Regions from separate parts of the Homo sapiens genome. Here region 2 is linked to region 1. Evidence: read pairs that join two places in POLR2A ChIA-PET (ENCODE). Cell type or tissue: GM12878. All regions are shown on one strand. Links, peaks and the distances in the headings refer to the core of each region. The heading gives the core; the rest is flanking DNA. Region 1 holds the start of REPIN1 (replication initiator 1). Region 2 holds the start of ASIC3 (acid sensing ion channel subunit 3).

Evidence for each region. Peaks named below come from ENCODE experiments on the same cell type or tissue, not always from the same donor. Only the 100,000 strongest peaks of a DNase experiment are listed, where the experiment ranks them.
Region 2: POLR2A ChIA-PET joins it to region 1 with 11 read pairs; 3 of 35 experiments call an interaction of 5 or more read pairs at or near these places.

What each region holds. Positions count from the first base shown.
Region 1 is chr7:150,362,224-150,370,541 of GRCh38, reverse strand. REPIN1 (replication initiator 1) reads right to left here and starts at 1,720. Exons shown (of 3, transcript NM_001099695.2): 1 at 1,601-1,720; 2 at 674-871. The coding sequence starts at 830. It overlaps REPIN1-AS1 (REPIN1 antisense RNA 1), which reads left to right. Exons shown (of 4, transcript NR_183429.1): 4 at 6,365-7,884. RefSeq lists enhancers at 1-536, 537-1,342, 1,343-2,147, 2,187-2,246 and silencers at 807-956, 1,467-1,936, 6,362-6,411. In GM12878, for the core only: no CTCF peak of the experiment used is centred there; no DNase peak of the experiment used is centred there; H3K4me3 peaks cover 2,578 bases; H3K27ac peaks cover 5,000 bases.
Region 2 is chr7:151,043,195-151,051,512 of GRCh38, reverse strand. It overlaps ABCB8 (ATP binding cassette subfamily B member 8), which reads right to left. Exons shown (of 16, transcript NM_007188.5): 15 at 7,292-7,542; 16 at 3,731-6,304. The coding sequence ends at 6,164. It overlaps ASIC3 (acid sensing ion channel subunit 3), which reads right to left and starts at 2,982. Exons shown (of 11, transcript NM_004769.4): 1 at 2,094-2,982; 2 at 1,257-1,407; 3 at 905-1,032; 4 at 560-755; 5 at 418-474; 6 at 194-341. The coding sequence starts at 2,627. RefSeq lists a silencer at 290-399 and an enhancer at 832-1,470. In GM12878, for the core only: no CTCF peak of the experiment used is centred there; no DNase peak of the experiment used is centred there.

The sequences.
Region 1 (8,318 bases), core at 98-8,097:
ACTAACTGCAGTCTCCGTAGGAGGCTGGAGGACAAGTGAGAACAGCCCTTCTCGGGGAACAGGAGCAGAGCCCTGGGTGCTACTCCCGGCAGTCTAACGCCAGACCACCGCCTGCCCAGACTGTGCCCCCATTCTGCCCGCCTGCCCTCTTCCACCCACACAAATTAGGACATTGCAGGAAGGAAGGCTCTCCCTGAATCCAAGGAACACCCACAGCCTGCTGCCCTCGGGGCCTGATCACCGGCTCTGCCTCCCTCGGGGTGCTGGAGATTACTGGGGCAATAGAAGGGGAGGGAAGATGAGACTGCAATCTCAGTCCCCTGCCCGGTCCTGCCCCAACCTCGCCAGGGGCTGCCCCATGTTCAGCTCTTCCACAGCTCAGGGGAGCCCAGATTCCTGCACAGGAGCCTCCTCCGCGGAAGGAGGAAGGAAGCAGTTAGGCTCCTAAGGGCCCTTCTGTGCCTGCTCACAAGCTCCAGACACATCCTTCTAAATTCCCTAGAGCGCACTCTCTCTTCTCAGGGAACACAAAGGTCACTCATTCCCAGTGTCAGACTGTGCACAGGGAAGACCCCAGGATATGAGAAAGGGCCATTTCCTTCCGCCGGGATGGGGACGCCCGTGCACCCCTGTTGTGGCGTGGTTTGGGAGCACAGCAAAGGCCAGACTCTACCCTGGAGACTGCAGAGCTGGGGATGAGGCTTTTTCCAGCTCCTCTTGGGGATGTTCCTGGGGATACTTCCGCGGCTGCAGCGCCTGCTTCGGCCCACACTCCGGTAGCCCCCAGGTGTTAGAGAAAACTGCAGTAATAAAGACACCCCTATCCCCATGGCAGAGCTCAGACCTCTGACTGCAGAGAGGCCAGCCTTACCTGTGGGGAGGGAAGAGAAAACAGAAGTGAGGCTCTGAGCTCCTCTAGGGCAGTCAGCTTTGTGTCCTCACCAGCCACAACCCCTCCCCCCACAAAGCCACACGCACCAGCCATAAGCCCCACATCCTGCCTGGCAGAGTGACCTTAATGGACATTGGATTAATAAATGAATGTGCCCCTTCAACAAGGAAGCACACTGCTGTCTTTCGGGGTCACTTTCTTCCCTGGTAAGGTCACGGAACGAATTCTCCATTCTGTGGCCAGAGTCTGGGCTTTCCCTGATGGCCAAAGGCCGGCCTATGGCAGGAACTCTGGAATCCCTGCTGGCTCCCCTTCCCCCAGCCTCCTCCCGACAGGAATTCCAGGCCTATTTCCCATGGGGCTGCGCAGGGCCAGCTGGTGTGACCACGACTCCGTCAGAATCCCCTTCCGCATCGCGGCTGGCCGCGGGTGGCAGAAGCCCCACACCGCCCTTTTGTACTGATGCGTGTCCTCCGTCCACGCTCCCGGGCACACGGGTCCCGTTCTTGCGAGTGAGCCATTTCGGGTCCCACGCACGGCGCAGCTCGCGGAGCCTGTGCGCAGGTGCGCTCCCCCACCCCCGCAGATCCAGCAGCGTCCCCCCCCGCGCACTCACACACGGTCGCGCACACTCACGGTCACGCGCCCCGCAGGTGGAGCGGCCCCCCGCGGGCCCGCGGTGGCCCCGCGCCCCTGCCCCGGCCGTACCTCTGCGGCGGGCTGTGCAGGGACGCGGCGCCCGTCCATGGAGCCCGAAGGCCGGCCTCCGCGGCCCACTCTCGCTCCCCGCCCCGCCGCGGCGACAGCGGCAGGTTCGAGTTCACAACTGCCAGGCCCGTCCCCAACCTCCCCCCGCCGGGTTCCCAGCGCCACGTGACTACAGGAGCTGCCGAGGGTCAGTCGCCGGCTCCCGCGGCCGCGGCCTGGGGGCGGGGAGGGACTGCCGGGGCCGGGGCGCGGGCGCCCCCGCCAAGAGCGGGCCGGGTCACTCAAGCCACTGCCGCGCCAGGGCGGCAGGCCTCGGAGGGTCGGACTCCGTTGCCATGGCGACCACCAGCCCGGGTTTCTCTGGGACTGGCCGGAGCTCAAGTTTCCCGACCCTTTGTCCCTGCGGAGCACGCGCGTCCCCGGGCGACCGCGTGGCTGGCCTATGGTCACCGGGGTGTTCGGCCTTAGCTGCCTTATGAGAGGCTGGGAGCCCGTCGGGAGACTTCAAAGAGGGCTCCGGCAAGCCCCCGGAGCGTCGTTGCCCGGGCCTTTCTCAGGCCGCGCACCCCGGCCGCAGTGCGGACGCTTGCGGCCGCGGCGGTCCCGGGACGGCGGTGGCGCACCTGGAAGGCCCTAGCTTCCGATTTGTTCCAAAGTGGAGCACAAAAAGGCCCGATCCTGCGAACTTTGAAAAGGCCTCTCTTCACTCTTTTCTAGAAATTAAGAAAGAGCAGAAGTTGCTGGGCTTCCTCTGGCTGCGGGCCAAGCGTGGGGCGACGGCCGAGGTGGCCGTTGGCGCACGTGGGGCATTTCGCTTGGAAAGGCTCAGCAGCCTGTGTGGCGTCTGCGGTGGCAGGTGCGAGCCTGTGCCCATGACTCACCCACTAGCAGGTGGCCCTGGCTTTCCAAACTAAACACTTCCTGGGGTTTCCAGGGTAGTACAATTTCATGTACTTTCATGCTTTTCAACACAGGCAATTTTTGAATTGTATAATTAGTCGTAAAAATACTTTTTAAATCTATTGCATAAATAGGAAATAGGGGAACATAAAACTCAGTTTTACCTCGTAGAGTCAATTACATTTAATATTTTGGTATGTTGCCTCCGGTGTTTTCTCTACGTATATCCATGGCATGTCTGGCATAATTGGAATAATGCCTTGCGAAGATGTATTCTGCCTTCTTCACTTAACACGATCTTGTGAATTTTCTTCCATTTTATTAGATATTCTTTTAAACATGATTATTTATGGCTGTATAAAAGGAATATATTTTTTAAATGTTTTCTAAATTATCTTCCAGGAAAACGTATTAGTTTTCCCTGAGAAATGCCCATTTTCCATATACTTGACAACACAGACTTTTTTAAAAAAAAAATTTAGTTTGAAATGGTTATTTCTCATCTTTTGTACTTGCATTTCTTAGAGTACTAGTTAGCTGGATTGTTTTTTCACATGGTTATTTTTTGCCAGTTTTATTTTCTCTTGTGAATTTGTTTATGTCCATTTGCCCACTTTTCTATTTGCCCATTTTAAAAGTTGGGGAGTTGGTTTATTGTTTGGGGGGCACTCATAAAGTACAGGTATTAAAGACTTGTCATGTTTGTTGCAGACGTGTTTCCTCGTACTTGTTAACTTTTTTTTTTTTTTTTTTTGAGACAGGGTTTCACTCTGTCACCAGAGCTGGAGTGCAGTAGCACTATCATGGCTCACTGAAGCCAGGACTTCCTGAGCTCAAGCAATCCTCCCACCTCGGCCTCTGAGTAGCTGGGACTACAGGATCACATCACCACATCCAGCTAATTATTTTATTTTAATGTTTTTCTTCTGTAGAGATGGGGTCTCACTGTGTTGCCCAGGCTGGTCTCAAACGATCCTCCCGCCCCAGCCTCCCAAAGTGTTGGGATTACAGATGTGAACCACTGCATCCGGCCTACCTTTTCAGTTGTTGATGTGAGAAAGTTTTGCTTTAGTCTATGTGCTGCTGAAGCGAGCATAAGAAAGTTTTGTTTTATTTTTATTTTATTATTTATTTATTTATTTATTTATTTATTTATTTATTTATTTTGAGATGGAGTCTGGCTTGTCTCCCAGGCTGGAGTGTAGAGGGAGGTGTGATCTCGGTTCACTGCAAGCTCCGTCTCATAGGTTCTCGCCATTCTCCTGCCTCAGCCTCCCGAGCAGCTGGGACTACAAGTGCCCGCCACCACGCCCAGCTATTTTTTTGTATTTTTAGTAGAGACGGGGTTTCACTGTGTTAGCCAGGATGGTCTCGATCCCCTGACCTCGTGATCTGCCCGCCTTGGCCTCCCAAAGTGCTGGGATTACAGGCATGAGCCACCGTGCCCGGCGAGAAAGTTTTGTTTTAATGTGCCAAAACTTAGCAGTCTTCCTTTATGGTTTCTGCCTTTAGAGTTATGTTTAGAGAGGCTACCCGCAACCTAAAACTACATTGAATGTCTGCAGTTTTATCACAGAAAATAAGTTTTGGTAGCTGGTAGTTTAAGTACTTCCCCTACACAAAGATTCTGGGTTTTTTTATTCTTCATAACTTCTTGGCTAGAATCACTTCATTTATTCTTCCAAACTGACATGGAGCCGGCACCCCTCTTACAGGCCTGCAGGAAGTGGGGAGGGGGCAAGCATGGAAATAAAGGAAAATCTTGAATTCCTTCAAGGGAAATTCCAGGCACCCAGCTAGCAACCTAATAAACAAGAAGGTAACTGTAGCTTAAAACAAGGAAGTTACAGTCACAAAATGTTTGGTTCCCTATAGAAACTAAAGATAACATCTTAATATATGTCCCTGAGTTGCTCTTCAGAAACCTGGGCCCCCCTCCCAAGTGGATGCCCTGGCCTGCAGACCTCAGACAAGAGGGAACTGAGGACTAAGCTCTGCTGTTCTTTGTTCTAAATTTCTTCCTGAGGATCCTGATGGAAGTTGGACCAGACCTGAACATTCCTTTCTGCTAACCCCAAGGTTTTAGGCAAAGCTTTGCTTCCTTAACTTATCACAAATCAGAGTCTTTGAATTCATGTATGACCTTTAAGGCTCCTCCTTCAAAATACCCTGCCCTTTGAGGCTAAACCAGTGCATAACCTCCATGTATCAATTCACGATTTTGCCCATAACTTCTCCTTTCCTGAAATTTACCCCTGCTTTTAAAAACACTTGCTTGTGGCCGGGCCCAGTGGCTCATGCTTGTAATCCCAGCACTTTGGGAGGCCGAGGTGGGCGGATCACAAAGTCAGGAGTTCAAGACCAGCCTGGCCAACACAGTGAAACCTCGTCTCTACTAAAAATACAAAAATTAGCTGGACGTGGTGGCAGGAGCCTGTAATCCCAGCTACTCGGGAGGCTGAGGCAGGAGAATCACTTGAACCCAGGAGGCGGAGGTTGCAGTGAGCCAAGATCATGCCACTGTACTCAAGTCTGGGCGGCAGAGCTAGACTCCGACTGGGGGAAAAAAAAAACCTTGCTTGTAAACCATCGAAGAGGTTGTATCTTAAGTATGACCCACTTCTCCTCGCTTGGTGCCCTGCAAATAAATGTGCTCCTTTCTCCGGATGCACAACCTCAGTGTTGGTGTTTCCTCTTACTGCGCCGGGCAAGTAGACCCCAGTTCAGTTTTGTAACAAAATGAACTTTAGAATTTCTTGTCAATGTTTTAAAAACGTGATTGTCTTTAAGATTCATTCTCTCCACTCCATTCATTCAGGTCTTATTTTACCTGTCCCAGTCAAGTTGACTAATCTGTACATTAACTACTTAACTTTTATACTTTTTTTTTTTTTTTGAGACAGTGTCTAGCTCTGTCACCCAGGTTGGAGTGCAATGGTGCAATATCAGCTCAGTGCAACCTCCGCCTCCCAGGTTCAAGTGATTCTCCTGCCTCAGCCTCCCTAGTAGCTGGGATTACAGGCACGCACCACTACACCTGGCTAATTTTTGTATTTTTAGTAGAGATGGGGTTTTGCCATGTTAGCCAGGCTAGTCTTGAACTCCTGAACTCCTGACCTCAGGTGATCGGCCCACCTTGGCCTCCCAAAGTGCTGGGATTACAGGTGTGAGCTACCGCACCCAGCCCAACTTTTATACTTTATAAAATAAAATTCACAAATATGAAAAAAGTCTTTGTCATATCATATAGTTTGGGGGTTCTGAAAATATGGTTATAGCATATTGTGGAATATAGGCCAAGTTTAGTAGTTACGGAAGAATGAATTTTTCTACCAACAGTACAATAAGAAGATGCTCCAGTTTTTACCTAAATACTTAGTAATTTATTAGTTAACATTTTGGGAGGCTTTACTTTGTGTCAGGCATGGTGATAAACTCCTCACATACATATCTCATTTAATCCACTCAACAACCCTATGCAATACTCTTCTGGTCCTTATTTTACAAATGTAACAACCGAGACTCTGAAATGTTCAGGAACTTACTCAAGGCCACTCAGCGGGATAGTGGCTGATTTGAACCCAAGCAGTGCCCCTGTGTCCTCAATGTTAACCACTAAAGTTGCATGTGTGCTGGCCTGGGCACAGGGTAAGCGTGGGATCCCCCAGGGTTAACGAGTGAGTTTGGACATCTAATGCTTCTCCATTCCTAAAATTCCACTTGATCCCTACGTTCCTGCAAGAGCCTGCGAAGCAGAATTCCTTCATAGACTCACAAAGTATCTTCTCCTTGTCTGTAATCCGTCTTTCATAGCAGAAAGGTTCTTCATTAAACAAGGCCCTAACCTTCTTTCTCTCTCCCCAGCCTCCATTAGAGGAAATGTCTCTTCTCCCAGTCAGGAGTTAACCACCTGCTGTAACTTCCTCTTTAGCATCGCCAGAGGAAACTAAGTATGACTGTGCCTTCACTCTGCAGAAAGAAAATGAGTGGCAAAGGAGTTGCGAAGGGATTCCTGAGCCTTTATGCCAGCTGGAAGCTTAAGGCCTTGGTATTTGAGACTTCACCCTTCAAAATGTCTTGGAGGATGGCCCAGCAACCAGCCAAATGGCCCAATGGCCTAGCCCAGTGGAGACGGTCTCAGCTTTTGACAAGCTAGCCGGAGAAAGGGCTGGACAGGAAGGGGCCCACTGGACAGCGAATATTGATAGGGCCCCTGGGAGGATCAATTTTCCCCTCCAACAGTGCCTGGCTCCCATTATCAGATTAGATGCAAAGTGGGCTGGCATGCCAGGGGGTGACAGGAACAGTGTCTCCAGAAATCCTCTGTGAAGACACCCAAGTATTGTTCAGAAGTGGCCCTGTATCTGGAAGAGGGAAAACTGCACCCACTTCTTGCAGACATACAGTTCCAGCTCCCCCCACAGGACTTGCTCATACATCCAACAAATATTTAATCAGTGCCCACCATCTGCCACTGTGCCAGGTGCCCGGCCTCATCATGAGTCAGGCAGAGGTGGTCTGTGCAGTTTTCCCACAATGTGAGAGGGTGCTGAGAAGACTTTTAACGCTTATTTAACTACGGAAATAACTCTTGGTTTGGTACCTACTACAAAATAAAAACAAGCGCTTGTTGATAATTTCTGGATGGATGACTGTGGAAAGCTGGAGGAGACTGAGGATCAATTTGCTCTAATGAACCTTCCCTTGACTATCATCTCCGTTACCTCCTGCCGCATCCCTACGGCAAATATGCAAGACTCTCACGCAGCTAATTTCCAGGGGTTTGCAGTCTGGGGAGGAAGCAGAAAGCACATCCCTCACTGACCCTGAGGAGGGGCAAATCTCTGGTAGCAGTCACAGGTACGTGCTGTACACACTTCCCATCCTTTGAGCCTTCCCAGCTGGAGAGCACCAAGAGAACGCAGTTGGGGAGGCCCCGAAAGATGAAGGGTTGTTGAGCTTGAAGGCAGTGAAAAAGTAAATGGAAGAAAGCTCTCTGCCCTCCACTGCCTAAATGCAGGATATAGATTTAGAAGGATAAAAGGGGTCTGCTCCCTCTCTCGACCAGGGAAAAGTTAACCACTGAAGACAACTTTAGACTCTTATGGGCCTGGAGCTGGAACCAGAGGAATGGACATGAAGGCGCTTTACTAACTCTATTTATCTGCCAGTTACTTACCTTTCTACAAGTTCTCCCCTTAGACACTCAAAGTTCTTTTCCTTTGTCCTGTCGCTTCCCTAAAACTTGGCTTTTCTTTGTTGAAGATGCTATACAAGCTGGAATTCAAAGCTACCACTTTGAGAACTACTCAATTCCTGCGTGTCTCCCAGGCAGATGTGAAATACACATGTTAATAAACTTCCACTGGTTTTTCTCTTGTTAATCTGTCTTTTGTAACAGGAGTCCGTTCCAACCACAAATCTAGGGGGGCTGAGGAAAAACCCCTACAGTGGCACACACTGAAGAAGGCCCCCTCACTTTCCAAGGTTTCCCATCTCAGGTGGAAGGAGGCCTGCTAAGTCATGTGAAAATTATTCAGGAAAAGATCAAAGTGCTTCTACTTCTGCAGTTCTAAAAATATCTTTAAGTGCATGAAAACATGTATAATGCACGACAGGGACGCACGCTGTAAGAGTAGCCCTGGGCTGAGATCAAATGTCAGTCCCCAAATTCCACCACACAAGATGCTTTCCTGCCGCATATCTAGTTCCCAGAGTCTCTTGCTAAAAGAAAAAAGAATCCAGCTGGTAAAATGAGTATCAGGTAGATGGCTCAGATTTCCTGCAGAGGAAACTGGTACATGCGTGTGCCCCATAA
Region 2 (8,318 bases), core at 90-8,089, 680 kb before region 1:
CCCCTGGGAGGAGGCGTCAGCATCCCCCGGGGCCAGAAAGATTAAGCAACCAGCACGGAGCCCCAGAGCCAGTGAGGCTGCGGAGGCTGCCTCCGCCCGGGCTGTGCGCACTAGGGCTACGGCCTGGCCTGCCCCGTTCCGCCCCGTCGGGAGCCCCCGGCTCGGAGGAGCCCGCCCGCCCCGCGCAGCTCACGCGATGTAGGCCTCGCTGCGGTTGAGCTTCCGGGCCAGGAAGCGCGCGGCGGCGCGGCTCGGGATCCGCACCATGGAGAGCTCCTTGGCGTAGCGCGTGCTGGCGCACGGGTTGGGGCAGGCGCACGAGTCCTTGCGAAGCATGGCATCTGCGGGCCACCGGGCCGCGTCAGACGCCCGCGGGCGGAGCGGGGCGGACGGGAGGTGGGGGAGGCTCGCCCTTACCTATGGCCGGGTGGGCACAGTTCTTGTACTGCTGGGGGCTGCACACTGGCACGTCGCCTGCGGGTACCGGGGAGATGGCTTTAGAAGCAGCCTCAGCTCCCTGGGCCCTGCCCGCCATGGGACGAAAACCCCAGCCCCTCACCTGGCATGTACACCATTCGGCAGCCGCACTTCCGAGCCACGTAGCGGGTTTCGCAGGCCAGGCGACACCCCATAAGGGTATAGGGAGGGCTGGGGCTGGGGCTGGGGGAGCCTAGGGGATCAGAGGGCTCTGGCTCATAGTTGGGGTTCAGAGATGCTGAACTGCAATCGCCCCAGGGCGGTGGCAGGAAGCTCAGCTGTGGGGGGACAGGGTTAAGGAGGCTTCCCGGAGAGCGTGAGAGGCCAGCTGGGGAGAGGCCCCTAGACAGGTCTGAGGAGCTGAGGGTTTAGGGTCTGAGGTGGTGTGGGCTTGAAGTAGTAGGTGTGGAGGCACACGGAAGGGTACCTGCTGCTGCTGGCAAGAAACAAAGGTCTGGTAGCCCGGGGACACCCCCAAGCCCAGCTGATCGATGATGGGCGGCTCCTCCTGGCTGTGGATCTGCACTCGGATCCCCACCTCAAACGGGGTCTCCTCTGTCGGGGAGGGACCTGTGAGGCCTGACCTGTGTGGTCAGGTCTCCTGCCCAACCAGACAAGACCTCTCACTGCAGCCCCTCTCCCCAGGACTGGGATGAGCCAGCCCAGCCCCTTTCACAGGTTCTGGGGGAACACCCTGACACCTCCTCTCCTCCTCTCCTTCCCCTAGCCTTTTGCACTCCATCCGTGCCCTCCCCCAGCCTCATTTGTGTGCTCCCTACCATTGTCCCTCCACACAGGTAGATATTCCTCCTGCTGCACGTCCAGCATGATGTCCAGCCCATTGCCCATGCCACCCCTAGTAGTGGTGAGCAGCTCTGCCCCATCAGCGCCAGAGTTAAATGTGTAGCACTTTCCCATCCGGGTGAAGATCTGGGGCGGGCAGACAGGGTGATGGCCATCTCCCCCAGGCAGGCACATGGTCATGGGACCTCTCCCCACCTCATGGTATGTTTGCGTCTCTTCTTTGAATACTGAAGCCCGCATCTCAATGCCCCCAGCCCCACGCTCCAGTGGGCACATGTTGCAGGACGCTCTTGGGAGCCCATCAACTCAGCTCCTCCACCCCGCCAATCCCCACCAAAGCCCAGGGCACAGCCTACAGGTTTTTCTGTGTTTCTCTGGGAACTGCAGGAAAAGGAAATGGGCCCCTGTGGCTGTCCTCCGGGGCTGGCAGTATGTTGAAAAGGCAGAGGGAAAGCAAGCCCCCCCCACCTCCTGGCAGAGATAGGGGTCTTCTGCCCCAGAATGGTCCCACCATGGAGGACCCCCAGCCCCAGGAGCAGGGCCTCCCTGGGCCAGACCTCAGGCCTAGGGCCAGCCGGGGTCAGTGTGGCCTCACATGCTCCCCTCGGGCTGGGAGACAGAGAAAGCCCCAAGGAGGACAGCTTCCTGGGCTGCACGGAGTGGCACTGGGGGGTGGGGAGTCCATGGCTGGTAGGAAGGAAGAGGTCCCCTGGCTTTGGGGGAGCCTGTGCTGGCTAGGGAATTGTGGGTGCTGGGCAGGGACTGGTCGGCTCTCTGGGTCCCTGGCAGGATAGGTAGGGAGGTCAGCTCACCGTGGTGAAGTTCTCAGGCCCACAAGGTTGGCCACGGAAGCGACAGTCCAGCAGCATGTCATCCAGGGAGTGCCCAGCACGGGCATAGAGTTGCGCCATGTCAAAGGTGGGACTGGGCATGAAGCCGGGCGGTGCAGGGGGCCGGCCCAGGGCGCGCAGGAAGGCGGCGTGCTCTGCGGGATCCAGGCCCAGCAGCGCAGACCCAGCCCAGTGCAGGTCGTTGGGCGTTAGGCGCGAGCGGCGCAGTGGGTTGATGTTGCACAGGGTGACAGCCGGGAAGATGAGCCGGTGGCTTTCTCGCTCATCCAGGGCAGTCTGGTGGTGGAACTCCCTGTAGTAGCGCACCCTCTCAGCCACCTGGTAGAGGAAGGTGGCCACTGACAGGACCACGGCCGCTGCCCACATCCCCCGGCGCAGGCTCAGGCTGCCTGGCCCGAAGACGTGGCCCAGCCCGTGCATCGAGCAGTTGCTGGCGAACACGCGGATGTCCGAGGCTGGCCGCCGGGCCTCCTCTGGGCCTGAGGTGGGCTTCATGGCCAGAACCCAGGAGCGGAACCAGCTACAGAGGCTTGGAAGAAGCGAGAGAGAGTCAGTCAGGGGGCTAAGGAGGCTAAGATAGGATTCAGGAGGCCAGGCAAGGAGAGGAGAAGAGAGGGTGGGAGACAGCCAAGGTTGGAAGGCAGGGAGGCACTAGCCTGGCAGGATTGGAGGAGGTGATCTGGCCGGTCAGGTCCCACTGTTCCTTCCCGAGGAACAGGCGGTGGCTCCACTGGGCTAGGCACTGGGCTGGGGACTCCGCAGCAGACCAGGTGGGACGTAGCTGACCGTGGCAGGCAGGGGCTGCGGAGCGGTGCTGAGCCGGCGGTGCTGAGCCGGCGCTGCTGCAGAGGATTGGGTTTCAGCAGTAGGGGGGAAAGGGGGCCGACAGAGCAGTCTGGGGGGTAGGAGAGGTCCCTAGGGCCCCAGGCTGAGCCATTAGTGCAGCATGGAGGGGGGCATGGCTGTCCAAGACGAGAGGCGCCAGGAGGAAACCGCAGTAATCCTAGGGAGAGCTTGAGAAAAGCCCAGAGGTAGATTGGGCCTGGAGATGCCTTGGGGCCCCCTAGGCTCCCAGTTGCAACCCCTGTACACTGGCCGCGAGGGTCAGTCGCTGACCCCTGGCCTAGCTCCTCTCTCCTTTTGCCTCTGCGGCCTTCCCTCTAGCTTCACCCAGGATCTGTTCCTTCACGAATACCAGAGCTGGCTCTTGGCCAAGCTGGGAAATGGTTGGAAGGCTGGCATCAGCAGATCTCTTCTTTCTGTGCCCCTAGCATCTCAGCCTACACTGGATGGCCAGGGCACTCTTCATGTCCCACTTCCAGGGCCCGTCTGTTTCCTAAGTGTCCCTCTCTCCCTAGGGAGTCAAAGCCTACCTCCCCACACTCAGGCCTCTGAGGATGTTGGCCTCTACAATGGTTATGGGCTCACCTGCCACCCCAGGTAGAACATGGGTGCCCCACCTGCCACCCTCCCGGGTACCACGGGTACCCCACCTGCCATCTCAGGCACAACATGGGTATTCTGTGATTTCCCATCTTACGCTGCTATATCCAGGACCTGGAAAACCTACATTTTTCCAAAGGGCTGCATACCACCCATTATGTGCACATACCATAGTTTATTTAATGACTCCCCCACTGATGGGCACTGGGGGTGTCCAGTCTTTCCATTACAAACAATGTTGCCGTATCATCACACAGATGTGAACTCCCAGGACTTTGGTGGGCTTTTTTTGACCATGAGTGGTAGAAACATGGTTCCACCAGCCAAACGTGTGCACACACCATGCTGCAACTGCTGGGCCACCTGTCTGTCCTCCCAACAGGACACAAGCTTCATGGGGGCAGGGACTGTCCTCATTCCCCATCGTGGGCTCAATGGCACATGACAGGTGCTTGATTAATAAACACTTTGGAAGGACTGAGTACCATGGTTACAGCACAGGCGTACCAGCTCCCCAGAGCCACAGTGCCATGCTTTGCAAGTATTTACTGTAGATGATCCCACTCACACTCTCAAAACAGGCATTCAGCATCAAGCACAGCTAGGCTCCCACTCTCCACTGTGGAGCGAAGGCCGAGGCGAGGTTAGGAAGACGGCGCGGCTCCTGCGGTCTAGCTCTTCCAGCTGGACTAGCCAAGGGGTTTCACTGCTTCTCTAGGGGGCGGGTGAAGGGCTGGATTTAAAGAAGCCGCCCAGAAGATATAAATCTGGTGTCAGAGGCATTTTGGGCAGCCTGAGGCTGATGACTGAGTGGGTGAAGCAGGAACCACCTTGGCTGGCTGCCTGGTGAGGGAGGGGTCAGGCCAACAAGCAGGGCCCCAGCAGGGCTTGTGGACTTGCCAGCTGAGGCCCTACTCTGGGCTGCCCTAAGGAGGGGTTTAGCTGTGAACCAGCCCCAGGCTCTGCTCCTGGACCTCCACTGCTTAAAGACACAGCCTCTGATCTGTCAGGAAGTGGGATATCAAATCAGGGTGGATGTGGGCCTGGGGTTTTTGGATGGCTTGTCCCCAAAGCACCATCTAGTTCTAAACCACACCCACAAGAGCCCGTGGGTCCCACTCTGGCTCCTGCACGCAAACTTGAGCCACTGCTGCCTCTTCCAGGCTGGCCTCCCAGCAGCACCAGCTGCTCCATCAATGCACTGTATCACACCCCTGAAAGAGGGTACCACCCTTCTTTACACAGGGTAAATCCAGAATGCTTGCCTGGCTGTGAAGGTGCATTGCAGGTACCACCTCTTCTCCTGCCCAGGGGAACAGGGCACCGTGTAGTCCCACAGCCTGGATGTGGCTGGATAGGGGAAGGATCCCAGTAGGAAGTGACAGCGGCACCAACATGGGGAGGGCTGATGCATCTGCAGCAGTGCAGGGACACGAGGTCCTGCTGGGGCACCAGTTCAGCCAAGGACCTACTTGTGTGCCTTTCCAGGCCCCTCAGAAGCCAGCTGGAGCCTAGCCCCCTCATCCACAGTCTCAGGGCCACAGGCGCCCATCACTCAGGATGTCTGCCTTCCCCTTTCAAGGTGCGCCTCCCAGAACCTGCTGGGGATGCTGGCCTGTCCACAGCCGCACCCTCCTGGACCGATTCTGTACTGGATTCTGCAGTAGCTGCTCCATTTAGCTCTGTACTCGTCAGCACTGTGGGCAGGAAGCAGAGAGCTCCAGGTGGGCATCAGCCCCTCCCATCTCCTTCAGTGCTGGGTGTTCTTGGTGTAGATGGAGGCTGGTTCACAATCTCAGTGGGTGAAAGACGCCAGGCACACAGGGCAGGGCCGGTGGAAGACAGCCAGGCAGGCTGGCGCTTCTCGTGGGAACTGGCCATTGTGGCCCCGTCCCTCCTACCCTGACCCAAGTGTTGGGCCCTGTTAGGCCTGTGTCCCTTGTGGGTGGGGAGGGGAGGTGAAATCTAGAAATCAGGACTGTGTTCACTGTGCAGGGAGAAAGGAGGGAGGTTGTTTGGAAGATGGGGACTGTGGGTCCCGGGGTGAGCCAGGGGATAGGCTCCTTCTCCCATGGAGGGAGTGGGGACACAGGAGAGGGAGTCAGTCGCCAGTCTAGGGAAGTGAGGTCCTAGCAAGGGTGTGGGAAGAGCCTAGGTTTGAATTCCCAGGCCCACTTCCAGACCCTGATTTTTAAAAATTCCCTGGAGCTACTGTAGGCCTGGCCAATTTGAAGCTGCTGGGTGGGGCAGGGAGACTGGCCAGAACGTCTCTTGAGAGGTCTGGAGGGGTCTGGGCAAAGGGAGAATAGAGTGGAGGTGTCTCGTGGAACTCTGTCTCTGCCCATTGCAGCCCAATGACTCTGGCAGACTCTGGTGGGAGGGAGGCAGCCGGCAGGACTGGGGAGGGGAGGGAGGGATTGGCCTCCCCTGCCAGCTGCTCGGCCCCGGCTTTATTGTGAGCAGGAGCAGCCGCAGCGACTCTCCACATGCTGGCCCTCCTGGGGGCTCAGTCCCCAGTAGGCTCCCCCAGGCTGAGCCCCAGCCCTAACACTGATGCTTGGCAGCGACCACACCTCAGGGGGCCCTTCTCAGGACTTGTGCTGGTGGCTCCTGGGGCCTTCTGGCTTTTTGGGCGGTGGGGCCGCTGTCCTCGGGGCATCCAGGGCCTGCCTCCGGATGAGCTCGGCGTATAGCCCGCCTTTCTTCAGGAGCTCTTCATGTGTCCCAGCCTGGAAGATGGGAGGGAAGGGCGGATGGTTGCTCCAAGGCATGCAGGCTTCAGAACCCTCAGAGAGCTGAGCCTCTCTATCAGCCATTGGGCCCATGGTCACTTAGGCCGGTGTCCCTTCTGGGGACACTCTGAAACCAATGCCCAATCTGAAAGGAACCGCCACTGGCATGCTGCATTAGTTACTGCCACTTCCTTACTTAGCTGAATTTTGGAAGAACATGATTCCCTCTGTCCCCCTTACAGAGCCCAAGGCTCCAACTCAGGATCCGTCTCCCTGCACGAGCCCCTCAGCCTTGGCTTGAATGAGTGGCTGTTAGCCAACGCCACACGGCCTCTGGGGTCCTACTCCTGACTCCCTGCACAGGTTCCTTGGCGCTGCTTCTCCTGCACCTGATACCCTGGGCAGCTAGCCCTGCTCCTTGCTCCCAGCACCATACTCTGAGTATGTTTCCTTTTTGTTTTTTGAGACAGGGTCTCATTCTGATGCCAGGCTGGAGCGCAATGGCACAATCATTGTTCACTGCAGCCTCAACCTCTGGGGCTCAAGTAATCCTCCCGCCTCCGCCTCCAGAGTAGCTGGGAGTACAGGTGCATGCCACCACATCCGGCTAATTTTTTTTTTTTGGTATTTTGTAGAGACAGGGTCCCGCTATGCTGCCCAGGCTAGCCTCAAGAGATCCTTCTGCCTTGGCTTCCCAAAGTGCTGGGATTACAGGCACCCGGCTAGTACTTTTCCTTTTGATCCTGGGAGCTGATGGTGCAATTATACTATCCCAGGGGACAGAAGAAGAAACTGAGGGCCTGAGAGGCCAGGGCTTGGCTGAATGCAGGAACTCCTGACTCTATATGGGACGCTGCTTCCAGAATATAGCCCCCAAGGCCCTGGGGCCAGGCCACAACTTCATATAACTCATTGCAGCATTGTGCCACTGTCCGTGATGAAGCCATCCTCAACCCACTGATCCACGCCCCCAGGACAACTAACCTCCCAGACACGGCCATCGGCCATGACGACAATGCAGTGGGCCCCACGGACAGTGCTGAGCCGGTGGGCAATTACCAGCACCGTGCGGCCTGCACTGGCCCGGTCCAGGGCCTCCTGTACAACCCGCTCGGACTCTGCATCCAGCGCGCTGGTAGCTTCATCCAGTATCAGCACCGTGGGCTGCTTGATAAGGGCTCGGGCGATGGCCAGGCGCTGCTTCTGGCCCCCAGACAGGGTAGTGCCCCGTTCACCTGGGAAGGGAGGGGCAGGGCAGGAGCCTGAAGCTGTGCACTTGAGGGTGGCCCACAAAGGGGCACAGGGTCCTTCCTGAACGCCCATCAAGATCCTCTAAGTGCCCCTCTCAGCACTGTGCACCCTCCTCCTGCCTCTGACCCCCACCCCGCACTGTGCATCCTCCTCCTGCCTCTGACCCCCCACCCCACACCGTGCACCCTCCTCCTGCCTCTGACCCCCACCCCGCACTGTGCACCCTCCTCCTGCCTCTGACCCCCCACCCCGCACTGTGCACCCTCGTCCTGCCTCTGACCCTCTACCCCGCACTGTGTACGCTCGTCCTGCCTCTGACCCTCCACCTTGCACTGTGCACCCTAGTCCTGCCTCTGACCCTCCACCCCACACTGTGCACCCTAGTCCTGTCTCTGACCCTCCACCCCGCACTGTGCACCCTAGTCCTGTCTCTGACCCTCCACCCCACACTGTGCACCCTAGTCCTGTCTCTGACCCTCCACCCCGCACTGTGCACCCTAGTCCTGTCTCTGACCCCCACCCCGCACTGTGCACCCTCCTCCTGCCTCTGACCCCCCACCCCACACTGTGTACACTCCTCCTCTGGGTTCCCCCTGCACTGGCTCATCCCACCTCTGGGTCCCTCAGCCACTGTGCACACTTGCCCTGCCTCTGAGGGTGGTGTGACACCGCCAGCAGGGCTTGGTGCACTCCAAGGGAGTTGCCAAATGCCCCTCCCCAGCCATGGCAGTGCCTCAGGCCAGGATGACCCACACCCTGC